2 separate regions of the Homo sapiens genome follow, and region 2 is linked to region 1. Evidence: chromatin loops called from intact Hi-C (ENCODE). Cell type or tissue: heart left ventricle. All regions are shown on one strand. Links, peaks and the distances in the headings refer to the core of each region. The heading gives the core; the rest is flanking DNA. Region 1 holds the start of TMEM132D (transmembrane protein 132D). Region 2 overlaps TMEM132C (transmembrane protein 132C).

What was found. A loop is a pair of places that touch in the nucleus more often than their neighbours do. Peaks named below come from ENCODE experiments on the same cell type or tissue, not always from the same donor. Only the 100,000 strongest peaks of a DNase experiment are listed, where the experiment ranks them.
Region 2: it touches region 1 in a loop (6-fold over the local background); 18 of 110 quality-filtered maps call a loop at or near these places.

Annotation. Positions count from the first base shown.
Region 1 is chr12:129,901,105-129,909,673 of GRCh38, forward strand. TMEM132D (transmembrane protein 132D) reads right to left here and starts at 2,921. Exons shown (of 9, transcript NM_133448.3): 1 at 2,157-2,921. The coding sequence starts at 2,235. In heart left ventricle, for the core only: no CTCF peak of the experiment used is centred there; a DNase peak (open chromatin) is centred at 3,429; H3K27me3 peaks cover 5,170 bases.
Region 2 is chr12:128,640,653-128,649,221 of GRCh38, forward strand. All of the region lies in intron 4 of TMEM132C (transmembrane protein 132C), which reads left to right. Among named protein-coding and RNA genes, the nearest start is that of SLC15A4, 180 kb to the right of the region's middle. In heart left ventricle, for the core only: a CTCF peak has its summit at 4,252 (motif pointing right); no DNase peak of the experiment used is centred there.

The DNA of each region.
Region 1 (8,569 bases), core at 309-8,308:
TTAATACTTGATAATATTCTTTTTCAATCAGCCCCAGACAAATGAGGCACTTTGGGGTATGTGTGTATGTGTGTGTGTCTGTGTGTTTACTTTCAATTAAAATCCTTTTCAATATAGTCCATACTTGATTGCAAGATGGGTGAGAACTTTCAAGTGATCAGAGAATCTTAGAGGGAGGTGATATGAACACATTGGGAAAAGAATGGCCCTGTCCCTGAATGTATAAATCACATCTGCATCATGAAATTCCATTTTATGCAATTTGCTAATAGGGGTGTTGATTTTTTTCTTGTTCTTTGACATATTGTGACTAATCCTGAATCATCTACCATGTGCTCAGACTCTGCTAATTGCTGTACAAAGTCTCCACACAGAACTGATTCACTTTTGAACTGTCTGGCTGACTTGCTTAAGTTCAATACACAAAATATGTCATATGCTAGGCTTATCGTAAACATTTTACGTGCTAATTTTTGGCCACCTAGTAAAGAGGCTTCCACATCACACAGGACCTCATTTAAGGACATGTTCAGTGTTCCCAGTTGAAAAAGTTCACAAGTATTAGGCTAAATACAATTCTCTTCAACACTGCTCAGTCTAATAAAGAAATCAGTAACAGACCTATGTACCTAAGTGAAAAAACACAATAGTGAGGTCCTATTTCCAAAGCTATTCTGTACCTTTCTTAATACAACCTTGTTATTGCAGCATAAACACAAAGAAGTCTGGACCTATTATAAAACCAAGTGAGAACCAACCCCCCCCGCCCCAAAAAAAAAATGCTGGGCTGTTGTTGCTGTGGATTTTGGTTTTTTTAACCTCACGTCTGCCTGAGTCAGGTTCACTGAATTCATCAACCTTTTCTTTGGTTTCCTGTGCACATTATAAATCCAGAAGGCTCTGATCCCAGGGATTGTTCTAACTCATAATTAGGAAACGTGAGCCCATTTCAACCACACTTCAAAGACAGGGAAGGAGGGGGAACGTAAATTCCTCTTTCTAAATCGAACCATCACAGAACTCGGCATTTCAACTGTCTTCATCTATTATCAGATCCAAAGCAACATAACCTCAGTGATTCTGGAAGAACTCAGAGAACAGACAATTCATGTAATTAAAAGACTTTGTGCGTGATAATTGGCTTTGAAGTTTCTGAGAGAGATCTCATCTCAAAAATCTTTGCAGAAAAATATGGGTACAGGGTTCTTGCAGCACGTATTAGAGACTGCTGAGACGCTTCACTCTCCTCCCAGTGTATCTATCTGCAGGAAAGGGGCACGGGTGGGGGAACCACACACAAGCAGCCCAGGTCAATCATGAGAAAGAATCTCCCGCACAAATCACACCATTTCTCTTCAAGGAAGAATGACTGTCCAGAGCTTCCAAACTTGCTCTTCCCATGACAGACAGGGATGCTGGCAGAAGAGAAGAGGAAACATTGAGGAATTCCTGCCTTGACACATGGCTTCAAGTCAGGGCTCCGCTGGGAAAATTCGGGTCACAACTTGTAGCTGAAACTCCACGTGCACCCTGCGGGGCCGCTGCTGCTCCCAGCACCCTACGGAAGGGTGAGCGCCAGACCCTGTGCCCAAACCTCACAGCGGCAGACCTGGAGAAACCCATCCCCCTTCTTCAGAGCCGCCCCCCAGGCTATATTTTTGGCAGCCTATAATACACAAAATAGTATTCCCATACAACAGGAGTGCTCCAAAATTATTTCCAAATAGGTCAGTGCCACCAGGGAAAGTCAATCCCAAATTCCAGAAATCTCCCTGGTCATCTCAATCCCCTCCTCCCCCGACAGCCGGCTCGGCCCTCCAGAGGCCACCTTTCCTCTCAAGGGTCCCCACGCCCTCTCCCTTTACAGAAAAGGCTTTCAGGAAACAGCCTTCCTTTCCTTTCGGCTCCTTAGTAGTCTCACCTAAGGCCTCCCACCCAAGTGCTCCAGGACAAGCACCTTCGGCCAAGGGGCGTCCGAGGAGCTTGGCTGCCGCACGAGCGCACGTTCACACGCGCGCACACACACATGCACACAAGCGCGCACACACACTTGCACACGAGCCCTCTCTCCCGGCCGCCCCCATCCTCCACACACTCCCACACACTCACTCCAGGCGAAGTTAGTCCCCGGGCCCTGGCGGCCGCGGCGTCCTCACCTTTGGAAAACAGGGCGGCCAGGCTGATGAGTACCGGCGACCAGTGGTGCCACAGCGTCCCCATCTCAGACGGGCACATCCTGGAGACCCGGAGCGCAGATCCTCCGCTCCCCGGCGCCGTCCAGGCGAACAAGAGACCGTCTCAGTCCCCTAGAGGCCCGCAGCGGGGCCGGTGGCGAGGGAGCGCCCGGCTAGGGGCCCGAGCAGCCCGGGCGCCCTGCTCCCTCTTCCCGCCAGTCCATGGCCAGGCCGGGAGGCGACGACCGCGCGGGCTCCTGAGTTGCTCTCCGGAGTCCAACACGCGCGCAGGCAAACCCCACCTCCCTCCTTCGACCCCAACAGAATTTTTTTTAAATTTTAATCCACAGGGGGTATTTCCTTTCCTGTTTACCCGAGCGAAGAGTGGCCCCCGGTGGCCCAAGGAGGGGCGCCTCCAGGCGCAGGGCTCCGGCGGCTCCAGCTGCTCCCGGGCTGGCTAGCGGGCGCTGGCGCAGGCGGCGCCGGGGTGGCGGGGCTGCGGAGCCCGGGACGCGGGCAGAGGCGGCTCGGAGCCCCCCGGGCGGGTGGCCGGGCTCGCTGGGCGGCCCGGGGCTCCCTGGCCCGCAGCCCCCATCCCAGGCCGGCCGCTGCGCCTCGGGGCTCGGGCGCGCGCGCGCTCCGGCACCCAAAGTTTGGCGGGTGCGGCTGCTCCCCGGCCGCCGCCTCGGCCCGCCCGGCCCCGGGCCCGGCTGGGGCTCGCGGGGCTCTACGCGCGCCGAGCGCACTGCAGGCTCCGGAGACGCGGGGCTCCCCCCTGCGCCCGGGGGAGGCGGGCCAGATGTGCGCGGAGGAGGGCCCGCCGGCTCGGGGACGCGGCCGAGCAACGCAGCTGCCTCCTGCCAGCAGGCGCGGGGGCTCCGCTCCGCAAGGACCGCATCCGGAACGGAACGGAGGCGATCGCCACGGTGCCCGGAGCCGGCTGGGGCTTTCGCCTTAAAAATTTGTCTGCTTTTAAAAAGCCCCACCCTTTCGGAGTGACAGCTGTGAGCCCCAATCCGCAAAGTAAATCCCACCTCCCCCTGGCCGCCCCACGCCCAGCCTCCCGGCCACCCTCCCTGCGAGCGCGGACGCGCGGTGGCGGCGGGCGAGGGCTCCCAGCGCGGGCGCACCCCGGGGACGGAGCCACCCACTCTCCCAACAGGTGTCCAGCTGGCCACCGGCCTCTCGTCGTCATCAAAACCTCAGGCCCAGGGGAGGTCCTCCAGCCCGGGGGCACCTGAGGCTCTTCGCCAGGGAGAGCGCAAGGATGGCTGGAGAAGGGCCCTCGCCCCGCCCTGCGCATCTCCCAGGGATCGCAGTGAGGAAGTCTCTGACACGCCACACTGAGGTCATGCTGGCCCCAAGCCCCTTCCCAGAGCGATCCCCCAAGTTAGTGTCCCTAGAAACATGTCGTGTGCTCCCCAGGGCTCACTGGGAAAGGAAATGGATCCATTAGGAGACAACATTGCTTTGAGAAGATAAAAGACATGATTCTCAACACCGCCCGGAATCTCCAACTAAGACATTCCCACACCAAGATCCCTAAGCACCGTCCTGTAATTTGTAGCCCAAGAACTGCTTTGCTCCACGAGAGCCTTTAAATTAACCCCATCAAAGCTCAGAGGGAAGAAAAGCATTCAGAATTTTTAAGGAATATTGTAAACCAACAAGCCCTGAATCTAATGAGGTGAATTCACCTCAGTAGATAAAAATGGGTCGTTATCATCTGACTGAGGGGGCAATGGACTTTTTTATCCTGTATGCCTGTAGTTGCAGAAATATACCAATGCTTTAAGAGTTTTTAGCTTTCAAAGTTTCAAGGAAGATCAAAAAAGCCACTGCTGTTCTACCGAAGATTGTTTTTCTGGGTTCATGTCCTTTGAGATGTGCTCTTGTCTTTTATTCTGTATCTACTTATCTGAATATATCTGTCTTTCTGTTTTTTCTTTTGTTTGTTTCTTAAACTTGTTGCCTTTTCTCTTTGTATTGCTCTCCTGTAAAATTCCTAAGAGTCGACGCTGCAAAGACCCTAAGAGATTGTCTCTTTCACTGTTTCTGAAGTTTGAACCAGCAGGAGAGTCACTGGAAAATTTGTTAGACCTGGGTTGCTGGGCCCACCCCAGAGCTATCTCGGCAGGTCAAGGTGGGACTTCCGATCTCCGTTCCTAAAAAGTTCCAGGTGATGCTGATGCTGCCGGCCTGCGGAACACGTGCTGGAACCACTGGTCCCCTTTCTCCTTCACCTGAGTGATGAGAGAGCTGAGCTTTCGTCTCTTGGACACCTTCACCTGGTCTCTGAGTGTCAAAATTGATGCCCGCACTGAATGCATAATCCAGGTTCCATCCTTAACGCTACAGTGGGTCTGAGTCTATTTGTAAATCATCTATTTGTGACACTGAGTCTATTTGTAAGACATTTCTCAGACATATTGACTAGAAACAAGTGGTCCCTGTTCTTTATTAAAAACAATCATTTTATGTTTCTCTAAATCAAATTGAGTTTTTCCCCTGAATTGCAATCATCAAATAACTTTTCTTTTTGCCATTGCAGAAGGTTTCTCTATCTGTAATGTGAAGACAAAAGGTGACTGTCAAGTTCCAGCTGCTGCCTAAAATGTTAAACGGTTTCTTCATTATGCGTAGTTGGCGAAACAAAAGTTTTTTCCACTCTTTGGTATGGAAGATTTTTTGGGAAGATGCAACTTCAGATACCTAATCAGTGGCTAAAATAAGATGCAAGAATGGCTTCTTACTTTTTCTCTCTCCAGTATGCCATTCTCCCTGGTACATCTAATCTTCTTTGGGTAATTAACACAGCTAATTGTGGGGAAGCAAAACTTAGACTTGGAGATGGACACTGAGGGCTCATAGGTCCCTAACTCCAGCCCCTGCCCCAGGACAACTTCCCATCAAAATCGCCTGCCTTGTCTCTCTCAAGTTACTTGTAAGAAATCTGCTTTCCTCCAAGAATATGTGTTTCATCTGCGGGGCCATAAATCAAGCTGTAAGCCTAATTTTGTCGGTAATTAAATTGCACTAATTGTTCATGCTGTGTGGATGAGGCTTTTACACTAAGCAGTTTTTGTTGTTATTTTTCAATAAAACAAAAACATTCCCTGTAGCAGTTTTTGAGAAATGGCAACTTTGAGCGTTGATAAAGGCAGAAAGGAGCTGGAATTCAAGTACTGCAGGGGCTATGCCACTGGTGGATGAGAGGACACTTTCAGGCCCTCTAAAGATGGGGCCTCCTGTAAAACTGAAGCCATTCTCTTCCAGTCCTTCTGACTGCATCCAGGAGAAAGGCTCAGGCCTGAGCTACTCCGGAACAGCCTTTTAGTAATTGCAAATGTCCATGTTTTTTAAACAAAAAAGGAAGCTCTTTCTGCACAATGACAACATCTAGCTCAAGTTACTAACATCGATTTGTTTTTATTTTGATTATTATTATTTTTGTTTTCTCTCCTTTTACTTGGTGATGCATTTTGTTTAAAAAATATCAAGTTATGTATGTTTATGAAGATGGGAAATGAGTAATGGATTTAGCAATCACTACTGACACGGGTGCAGGCACCGTCTTCTCTCTATGACAATACTCCGGAAGATGGTGAGAAATGAAGTTTGGGAAACCTTAGCATGAAGTGAGAGCTACCAGATCAATCCCTCCTGAAGATGCAGAAGAGACTTTTTGAAACTCCCTGTCTTCCCAGTTTTCCAAAATTCATGAAATGACTGGGAAATAGAAAGGCCTGGTTCAATCAACTGTCTCTTTCACTAGTGGGGAAAGCCTTCTGATGTTGAGGGCACTGTAAACACTGGGAACATTGCACACCCTTCCTGGTAAGGCCAGCAGGAGATCATCCTTCCAGAAGGAGCACCTCAGCGGAATCCATGCTGTGCCCTTGAGGAAGGTGTGTGTTTGCCAAGACCTGTCACTCTCTCCTTCCCAGCGCATGGATGACTACTCTTCTCAGCCCCTTGCAGTTGACCAACTAAATGTGAGCAGAAGTCATGGGGGTCATTTCTCTGGTGGGGCAGTGAAAAGCTCACCTGTGACTCCTCATTCTGCACCTGCCCTGCCCTGGGAGAAGAGTGGACCCTGTGTTTGAGATGGTGCAGCTGCTACAAGGTGAGCCTTCCAGCCAGCAGTCCAGCAAGTTGATGAGAGAGCAAAGTCCCCCGTCAATCCACATTAAGAAGTATGGTAAAAGAAATTAATTTTTATTGTGTTAAATCATCAAACTTCTTGGTTCTTCCAGGTTAACCATACTAAAATCCAGACCTACTTTTACTCTCCTCTCTCTGTCCTTCTCCCTTTCTCATCTCTTCCCAGAGCTCCACAAGCAGATGTTAAAAAGTTGGAATATTCGTGCTCTCCCAGGTGACCCATGGTGTCACCAGGTAACTGCCAGGTGAACCTCGCAGAGCAGCCTCTTCTGCAAAGACCAATAGGATACTGCTGCATTTTCCTTAAGTTACTGATTTATGGATCAATACAGAAAGGTCAGCAGGCCTTGAATAGTCTTCTTTGAAGTCACATGCTGGACTTCTTGGTACAAATTATGTATTTGTACCTCTAGCCTGATTAGTCCCTGAGTGTTTCTCGGTCAGGGGTGAGGTCAAGGAGAAGCTGCAAGGCTGCCTCTGCAGGAAACCCTTTGTTGTAAAGACTGCCTGGATTTTGCATGCACTGGAACCTGTGACAGAAGCATGTTCCCTCACCCCTGCTTCCTCTACCTGCTGGAGACACAGCCAGACCACATGCCCTGGCCTTCCTAAGGTTAACTGTCGCTATGGTTATGTCCAAAAGAACCTGGGAGGAAGGGATGTGCCTCCCTTTCAGGGGGAGAGTTTGGGAGCCTGTGAAACCCTCAAACTCTCTTCCTGCCTTTTCAAGCTGAATGCAAAAATTCAAGGGAGAACCCCCAAGCCTTCAGCAATGGCAGAGTTGCAAGTTGGAATGAGTCTGGTTCCGAAAATGTGGAATGCCACTTCTTTTGCATGGAATTTTGGGTGAGCAAGAAATAAGATGACATGGTGTTAAGTCATGGAGGTTCAGGGCTTTGTTTGTTAGAATGAACCATTCCAGGCAATACAGGGTGTATTGATCTCATCACTGCCAACAGAAGCAGGAGTGGGATATAAGGAAACACCTCTATCAGCTCCTGAGACTACAGCGAAGCTTTGGCCCATTTTACAGTATGAAGAGAGTCCAAAGGAGGGAGGAACCACCAACCACCACCAGCTAATGAATGCATGAGGTGCTCTGTCCCCTGTACCAGGAACTAGGGAAAAGGCAAAGGATGCCCTTGGAGAGCTGGAATTCGATCTCTTGGACGCATGAGGTGCTCTGTCCCCTCTACCAGGCACCAGGGAGAAGGCAAAGGATGCCCTTGGAGAGCTGGAATTCGATCTCTTAGGGTCTTCAAAGAATATTGCAGAGAACAAGTATCATCGGTTCCAAGAGAGGGTCCTCCTGGGCTGGAGCAGTCTGAGGAATGGGATTTATATGGATTCCTCCTTCCATTCAATACTTATTTATTCAGGGTGTACCGCTGGCCAGGCCCTAGAGGCTTCACAGTGAACAAGCCGTTCACGAAATTTATTCCCATGGGGACAGACAGGAAACAAGCACACCAAAGAACAAGATGCTTTCAGGAAGAACCTGTGAAGAACTCAAGTATCATAATGACTTGCCCTTTGGAGAGGTCGAGAAAGGCTTCTTGGAGCAGCGTAATCTCTCTCATGAGAAGGATCCTCAGAGTGCAGACCCGGGTCATACACCTGCCTGGTGGCTGGGACAGCAGGTGCAAAGGCCATGAGGCATCACAAAGGGTGGAGGAGCAGAAAGCCCCATGTGGCTGAACTTAGTGAGCCAGGGAGAGCATGGTGGGAGGGGAGGTACAGGGGAGGCGCAGGAGACAGAGGATGCAGGGGCCTCGTCAGGACTCAGGAAGCCAGAGTGAAGCTTCAAGCGGGGAAGTTGTAGGAGCCCATTCACATTTTCGGAAGATCTCTTGGCGTACCAATAGTACCACAGAGGCAGGGGCTAGGCACAGGTGCGTCTGGTAAAATGTAGCATGCCAGACTCCCATCCCTTCCACGGGGCCCCTGTTCTGCTTCCCACTGGGCCAAATCCAGAGGCCTCTGCGTGTGCCAGGCAGGTGGCTGCAGGAACAATCGCAGGCCCAGCCCAGGGAGGCCGGCCAGACAAGACCCGCACAGCTCAGAGACAGCACAACATGCCGGGGCATCCTGTCGGCGTTCAGAGCTATGAGTGTGTAGTGGCCCCTGGAATGCTGAACCTGTGTCTCCTTTCCACTCTGATGTTTGGTCTCTCTCTTCTTTCTCAAGAACGCCTGTATTAATTTCTCATCTAGCAAGTCCCGACCCTGCGG
Region 2 (8,569 bases), core at 205-8,204, 1.3 Mb before region 1:
TGGGAGGCGGAGGCGGGCAGATCACTTGAACCCAGGAGTTCAAGACCTAGGTAACATGGCAAAACCTCTACAAAAAATTTAAAAATTAGTAAGGTGTAGTGACACAAACCTGTAGTTCCAGCTACTGGGGAGGCTGAGGTAGGAGGATCACTTGAGCCCAACAGGTTGGGCCGCAGTGAGCCATGATTACAGCACTGCACTGCAGCCTGGGTGACAGAGCAAGAAGACCCTGTATCACACACACGCACACACACACAGTGAGTGGATTGTATAGTATGTGCGTTGTATCTCAATAAAACTGTTTTCTAAAAGTGTGCTGCAGGCTAGCTTGGTTTCCAGTACAAATGCCACACTTGCTGATGAGAAAAGGGCTGAAGAGATGAAGAGAAAAACACAGGAGGTTCCCAGAGGGAGGAGTGCAATAGCCCGTGGTTGGAATGCAGAGTCAGGAGATGAATGCTCAGATCTGGGTCCTGACACTAGACGGTGCCCCCTTCACACAACTCCCCAGGCCTCCTCAGCCTTCAGGCCTCATTTGTGCCCTTGTCCCTGCATGAACACACTTCCATCATCTTCCCCACAGATCCATGTCCAGCATCTCCCTCAATAACACTAAGACAACAACTGCAGACATGTCCCCCCAGTGTCCCTGTGAGATCTGGAGTGGGTTGGGTTGTGTCCCTCAAAGAGGTATGTCCAAGTCTTAACACCACGTACCTGTAAATATGACCTTGCTTGGAAATAGGGTCTTTGCCGAAGTGATTAAGTGAAGGATCAAGATGAGATCATAGTGGATTAGGGTGATCTCTAAATCCAATGGCAAGTGTCCTCATAAGAGACAGAAAAGGAGGAAACACAGAGAGCACTGTGGGAAGAGGGAGGCAGAGATTGGAGTGAGGTTGCTGCAAGCCAAGGATCACCAAAGATTCCTGCAACCACCAGCAGCTGGAAGAGGCAAGGAAGAAACCTCCCCGGGGTCTTCAGAGTGAGCGTGACCCCACCAACACCTTGATCGTGGACCTCCAGCCGCAGAACCTTGAGAGAATAAACTTCTGTTACTCAAGCCATCAAGTCTGTGGTCATGCGTTATAGCAGCCACGGGAAACTAATCTAAAATTGGTATTATTTTCCCGTTTTTATTTTTTAAGTTTTTATTTTTTGAGATGGAGTCTCACTCTGTCACCGAGGCTGGAGTGCAGTGGCACGATCTCGACTCACTGCAACCTCCACCTCTTAAGTTCAAGTGATTTTTGTGCCTCTGCCTCCCCAGTAGCTGGGATTATAGGTGTGCACCACCATGCCCGGCTAATTTTTTTTTTTTTTTTTTTGTATTTTTAGTAGAGATGGGGTTTCACCATGTTGGTCAGGCTGATCTCAAACTCCTGACCTCAAGTGATCCACCTGCCTCCCAGAGTGCTGGGATTACAGGCATGAGCCACCACGCCCAGCTTATTTCCCATTTTTTGTTTTTTTTGTTTTGTTTTATTTTGTTTTATTGGAGATAGAGTCTCACTCTGTCACCATGCTGGAGTGCAGTGGTGCGATCTCGGCTCACTGCAAGCTCCACCTCTCGGGTTCAAGTGATTCTCCTGCCTCAGCCTCCCAAGTAGCTGGGACTACAGGTGTGTGCCACCATGTCTGGCTAATTTTTTGTATTTTAGTAGAGATGGGGTTTCACTGTGTTGCCCAGGCTGGTCTCGAACTCCTGAGCTCAGGTATTTCCTGTTTTTAAAGGGAAGGAAGTTCATATGGTTTAGATGTTTGTCCCCTCCAAATCTCATGCTGCAATGTGATCCCCAGCATTGGAGGTGGGGCCTGATGGGAAGTATTTGGGTCATGGGGACCGATCCCTCATGAATGTCTTGATATCCTTCTGGTGGTAATGAGTTCATGCAAGACCTGGTTGTTAAAGAGTCTGAGACGTCCGCTTCTCTCTCTTGCTCCCTCTCTCGCCATGTGATGCCAACCTTCCTTTGCCTTCCTCCCTGAATAAAAGCTTTCTGAGGCTTCCCCAGAGGCAGATGCCAGCACTGTGCTTCTTGTACAGCCTGCAGAACCATGAACCAATTAAACCTCTTGTCTTTATAAGTTACTCAGCCTCAGATAATCCTTTATGGCAATGCAAAGTAAACTAAAAGAGAAGCGGAGGCACAGAACGGTTAAGTAATTTGCCAAGGACACACAACTCAGAAGCAGCAGGCTGTGGTTGGAATCCAGCGAACTGGCTTCCAAGTGTGTGCTGTTCACCTGTGCTGCACCAGCTGGGCCAGTGGGCAGAGACTGAGGAGAGTTTTCGCAAGTGTCCTAAAGCAGGGGGCAGGAAATGTTTGTGTCTTCTGATGCCCGGGTCTCTTCTTATCATTGTAGCGATCTCTCACTGACTTCAGAGAATGCTTTCTTGAATTTGCCAGAAAAACCATGGCGTCGACGCACCAGTTCACTTCCCCTTAATCACTTCAAAGAAAGAGACAAGATCCTCTTTTTCTTTCCCCAGAGGCTTTTATTTGTCCAATATGTCAGTAACACCACGTGGGACAAGGGATTTCAGGACCGGATTACCGCTTGTGCTTCTCAAAATTAAATCTGCAAAGCTGGGCTGAGACACAGGAAACTGGAAAATGTCTCCACTAATTTGCAAAAGGTTTGAATTAATCCAAGAGATCAACCCAGGGCCGCAAGGGAGGCCCCTGGCTGCTGCTGTCTGGGCATACCCATTTGATGTGGACCTCACGTTCTGGCGGATACTCCCAGACTCCTCAGCAGACATGCTCGTTAACAATTGAGGAGGTAACGAAACCTCGGCTGAGGAACTTGGCTCACCGAGAGCAGAGAAAAACTGGCCAGAGAGCAGCGGCAAGTCACATGCTCAGCTGACAGCATCACACACGTCCATTTGGGGCCCCAAAAATCTCAGTATTCGGACACTGTATTTGCTGGGATAGACAACGGGCAGATTTTTAAAAATCCATTTTTACAGGGAAATTTGGGAGGAGAGAGAAGTACATCTAATTATATGTGTTTTGATCATTTAAATTGTTGATAATATAAAACATGTTATTGTTTTGTTTGCTACGTCAAGCTGCTTCCAACTGCTCTCGTTTTCTTTAGATTTTCACTTATTTTATTTTTATTTTTTGGTTGATGATAAGCCAGAATGCCTCCTTTTCATCCTATTATCTGGTTCTTTTCAAATTTTCCAACATAAAGATTAAGTATGATGTTACAGTAATGGCTCGATGAACTTGAGCCAAAAAAAAGCAAGGTCTAAATATAATATTAGAAAATGGATTTGAGCCCAAACCTACAATAGAAATTAATTGAAATCTGAAATGGTAGATAAATTAAAATGGTCAATATCATTAGTCATGGGGGAACTGCAAATTAAAGCCACAATGAAATATCGCCTCCCATGCACGACAAAAGCTAAGATGGAAACAGTGGCCAATACCAAGTGTTGGTGTGGATGTGGGGAACTGGAACCTGCATGCGCTGGTGGTGGGAATGCAGTAGGGTGACAAAGAGTTGTTGGAAAACAATTTGCCAGTTTCTTAATAGGTGAAATGTATGCTTGTCATACAACCCGGAAATTCTGCTCTCAGGAAGCTAAACATTTGTCCACATGGAGATAGGAAGGGAAATGTTATCATGCAACATTATTCATAATCTCCAAAACCCAAAATCAATCCATGTGTCCTTTAACTGGGGAAAGAATAAACAAATTTGTGGGTAGCCAAAGAATAAAACATGATTTGGCAATCAAATAGAACAATAAGTAAAAATAAATCAAATACATGAAAAACTATTTGGCCATAAAGAAACCACTGGGATGAAGTAAGTGAAGCGTTTAAAAATTACATATTGTAGAATTCCATTTAGATGAACTTTCTAAAAAAGGCAAAACTATAGGGACAGAAAGCAGGATCAGTGATCGCTGGGGGCTGGATTTTGAAGCACATATTAATTGCAAATAGCACAAGGGACTTTCTGCATAACGGTGTTCCAAAACTGGATTGTGGTACAGGCTACACAATTGTATAAAATTACTAAACTCCATGGCACTATACGCTTAAATTGTTAAGTTTTATGGCATGTATATTTCCCCTCAGTAGGGCTCTGGAGGTGTTGACAATATGAGAGGAGTAAAGTCCGTTTTCCTCTGGTCAGGTGTGTGAGCTGCAGCTTGTTCTTTGTTCAGAAAAGTCCGCGACAGGTAAGATGTTTGCTGGGACGCGTTGTGCTGCCAGTCTCTGCCACAAGAGGGCGGTGCCATCTATTATTTAAGTGGCAGGTGCTGGGCTTTCAACCTGTGGTTAGGGTCAAGTAGGATTCATGGGGTTTGGGGGCGAACAGCGTTGAAAGGGAGAATGAGTCCTCTGTGCTGAGAGCTGCAGTGGAACTAATGGGGCACTGAGATTGTGAACCTCCTGGCCTTCACTGAAACAGATCAGAGGCGACCCTGAGGGGGGACTCCTGGCCGCACTGGAGAAAGCCTGGGAAACTAGATGTGGTTGTGCCCAAGCCACCGTCTGTGGAGGGTCTGGGTGGACTATGGCGCTGTGGCTTTTCAGAACCAGTACGGCCTCTCTCCTCCAGAGCCCTCTCTCACGGCCTTGCCACAGCCAGGGATGGGCACCACCCAGGCTGGGCCAACTGGGTCTTTCTGATTCTTGACTGGCGATGCAAGGACAGAACAGAAGCCACCTGGCATCCCCTCGCCAGCATCTTCCTACCAAGACGTGGAGAAGCCCTCACTGCCCAGGCCCAGTCATGGCACCTGACCGCCAATTCTGTGGGGCACCCGAGATCCTTCCAGCACATTCTTCTCTCGCTTGAGTTATCCAGATTTCGTTTCTATGGTCACACCCCCAAATCCTCACTTGATGAAAGCTTTCTATGATTTTATGGGCACCAAGAAAACCAGCCTCCAAATTCTCTCTCCTGATAGCCTATGGATGTTGACTCAAGCCACCATTGCTAGCTCATCCCTCTCTTGGAAGTGTTTCTCTCTACCTGTGGTTCCTTTGAGATGCCAGTGCCCCAGCAGGGGCCCCCTTTGGGCTCAGTCCATCAGCGTTGGATGGGAGTGTGTTTAGCTCAGTCCATCAGCGTTGGATGAGTGTGTTTACTGGAGTCCATCGGCGTGGGATATGAATGTGTTTACTAGAGTCCATCGGCTTTGGATGTGAGTGTGTCTACTGGAGTCCATCAGTGCTGGATGTGAGTGTGTTTACTGGAGTCTATCAGTGCTGGATGTGAGTGTGTTTACTGGAGTCCATCAGTGCTGGATGTGAGTGTGTTTACTGGAGTCCATCGGCTTTGGATGTGAGTGTGTTTACTGGAGTCCATCAGTGTTGGATGAGTGTGTTTCCTGGAGTCCATCAGCATTGGATATGAGTGTTTAGCTCAGTTCATCAGCATTGGATGAGTGTGTTTACTGGAACCTATCAGCATTGGATGTGAGTGTGTTTAGCTCAGTCCATCAGTATTGGATGAGTGTGTTTACTGGAGTCCATCAGCATTGGATATGAGTGTGTTTACTGGAGTCCATCAGTGTTGGATGTGAGTGTGTTTACTGGAGTCCGTCAGCGTTGGATTTGAGTGTGTTTACTAGATCCCATCAACTTTCAATATGAGTGTGTTCACTGGAGTCCATCAGCGTTGGATGTGAGTGTGTTCACTAGATCCCATCAGTGTTGGATGTGAGTGTGTTTACTGGAGTCCATCAGCGTTGGATGTGAGTGTGTTTACTAGATCCCATCAGTGTTGGATGTGAGTGTGTTCACTAGATCCCATCAGTGTTGGATGTGAGTGTGTTTACTGGAGTCCATCAGCGCTGGATGTGAGTGTGTTTACTGGAGTCCATCAGCGCTGGATGTGAGTGTGTTTACTGGAGTCCATCAGCATTGGATATGAGTGTGTTTACTGGAGTCCATCAGCGTTGGATGAGTGTGTTTACTGGAGTCCATCAGCGCTGGATGTGAGTGTGTTTAGCTCAGTCCATCAGCGTTGGATGAGTGTGTTTACTGGAGTCCATCGGCGTTGGATGTGAGTGTGTTTAGCTCAGTCCATCAGCGTTGGATTAGTGTGTTTACTAGAGTCCATCAGCATTGGATATGAGTGTGTTTACCAGAGTCCATCAGCATTGGATGAGTGTGTTTACTGGAGTCCATCGGCATTGGATGTGAGTGTGTTTAGCTCAGTCCATCAGCATTGGATGAATGTGTTTACTGGAGTCCATCAGTGTTGGATGTGTGTTTACTGGAGTCCATCAGTGTTGGATGTGTGTTTACTGGAGTCCATCGGCGTTGGATGTGAGTGTGTTTACTGGAGTCCATCAGCATTGGATGTGAGTGTGTTTACTGGAGTCCATCAGCGTTGGATGTGAGTGTGTTTACTGGAGTGCATCAGCGTTGGATGTGAGTGTGTTTACTAGATCCCATCAGCGTTGGATGTGAGTGTGTTTACTAGATCCCATCAGTGTTGGATGTGAGTGTGTTTACTGGAGTCCATCAGCGTTGGATGTGAGTGTGTTTACTGGAGTCCATCAGCGTTGGATGTGTGTTTACTAGATCCCATCAGCGTTGGATGTGAGTGTGTTTACTAGATCCCATCAGTGTTGGATGTGAGTGTGTTTACTGGAGCCCATCAGCATTGGATGTGAGTGTGTTTACTAGAGTCCATCAGCGTTGGATGTGAGTGTGTTTACTAGATCCCATCAGCATTGGATATGAGTGTGTTTACTAGATCCCATCAGCATTGGATGAGTGTGTTTACTAGCCCCTATCAGCGTTGGATGTGAGTTTACTAGAGTCCATCAGCATTGGATATGAGTGTGCTTACTAGATCCCATCAATGTTGGATATGAGTGTGTTTACTGGGGTCCATCAGCGTTTGATGTGAGTGTGTTTACTAGATCCCATCAGCATTGGATGTGAGTGTGTTTACTAGAGTCCATGAGCGTTGGATGTGAGTGTGTTTACCAGATGCCATCAACGTTAAATATGAGTGTGTTTACTGGAGTCCATCAGCGTTGGATGTGAGTGTGTTTGCTAGATCCCATCAGTGTTGGATGTGAGTGTGTTCACTAGATCCCATCAGCGTTGGATGTGAGTGTGTTTACTGGAGTCCATTAGCATTGGAAGTGAGTGTGTTTACTGGAGTCCATCGGCATTTGATGTGAGTGTGTTTACTAGATCCCATCAGCATTGGATGTGAGTGTGTTTACTGGAGTCCATTAGCGTTGGATGTGAGTGTGTTTAGCTCAGTCCATCAGCATTGGATGAGTGTGTTTACTGGAGTCCATTGGCGTTGGATGTGAGTGTGTTTAGCTCAGTCCATCAGCGTTGGATGAGTGTGTTTACTAGAGTCCATCAGCATTGGATGTGAGTGTGTTTACTGGAGTCCATCAGCATTTGATGTGAGTGTGTTTACTAGATCCCATCAGCATTGGATGTGAGTGTGTTTACTGGAGTCCATTAGCGTTGGATGTGAGTGTGTTTACCAGATGCCATCAACGTTAAATATGAGTGTGTTTACTGGAGTCCATCAGCGTTGGATGTGAGTGTGTTTACTAGATCCCATCAGTGTTGGATGTGGGTGTGTTTACTGGAGTCCATCAGCGTTGGATATGAGTGTGTTTACTGGAGTCCATTAGCATTGGAAGTGAGTGTGTTTACTGGAGTCCATCAGCATTGGATATGAGCGTGTTTACTGGAGTCCATCAGCGTTGGATGAGTGTGTTTACTAGATCCCATCAGTGTTGGATGTGAGTGTGTTTACTGGAGTCCATCAGCGTTGGATATGAGTGTGTTTACTGGAGTCCATCAGCATTGGATATGAGTGTGTTTACTGGAGTCTGTCAGCGTTGGATGAGTGTGTTTACTGGAGTCCATCAGCATTGGATGAGTGTGTTTACTGGAGTCCATCAGCACTGGATGTGAGTGTGTTTAGCTCAGTCCATCAGCGTTGGATGAGTGTGTTTACTGGAGTCCATCGGCGTTGGATGTGAGTGTGTTTACTGGAGTCCATCAGCATTGGATGTGAGTGTGTTTAGCTCAGTCCATCAGCGTTGGATGAGTGTGTTTACTGGAGTCCATTGGCGTTGGATGTGAGTGTGTTTAGCTCAGTCCATCAGCGTTGGATGAGTGTGTTTACTAGAGTCCATCAGCATTGGATGTGAGTGTGTTTACTGGAGTCCATCAGCATTGGATGAGTGTGTTTACTGGAGTCCATCAGCATTGGATATGGGTGTGTTTACTGGAGTCCATCAGCATTGGATGAGTGTGTTTACTGGAGTCCATCAGCGTAGGATGTGAGTGTGTTTAGCTCAGTCCATCAGCATTGGATAAGTATGTTTACTGGAGTCCATCAGCATTGGATGTCAGTGTGTTTATTGGAGTCCATCAGCATTGTATGTGAGTGTGTTTACTGGAGAACTCCATCGTGTCCAGGTGATTGCCAGCCTGGCTCTCGTGGTGATTTATCAGCAGCTCTCCAGCTAGCTCCCACAACAGACTACTGATGGAATTTCAGGGATTCCACACAGCCAAAGTGTATTAATCACACTCAT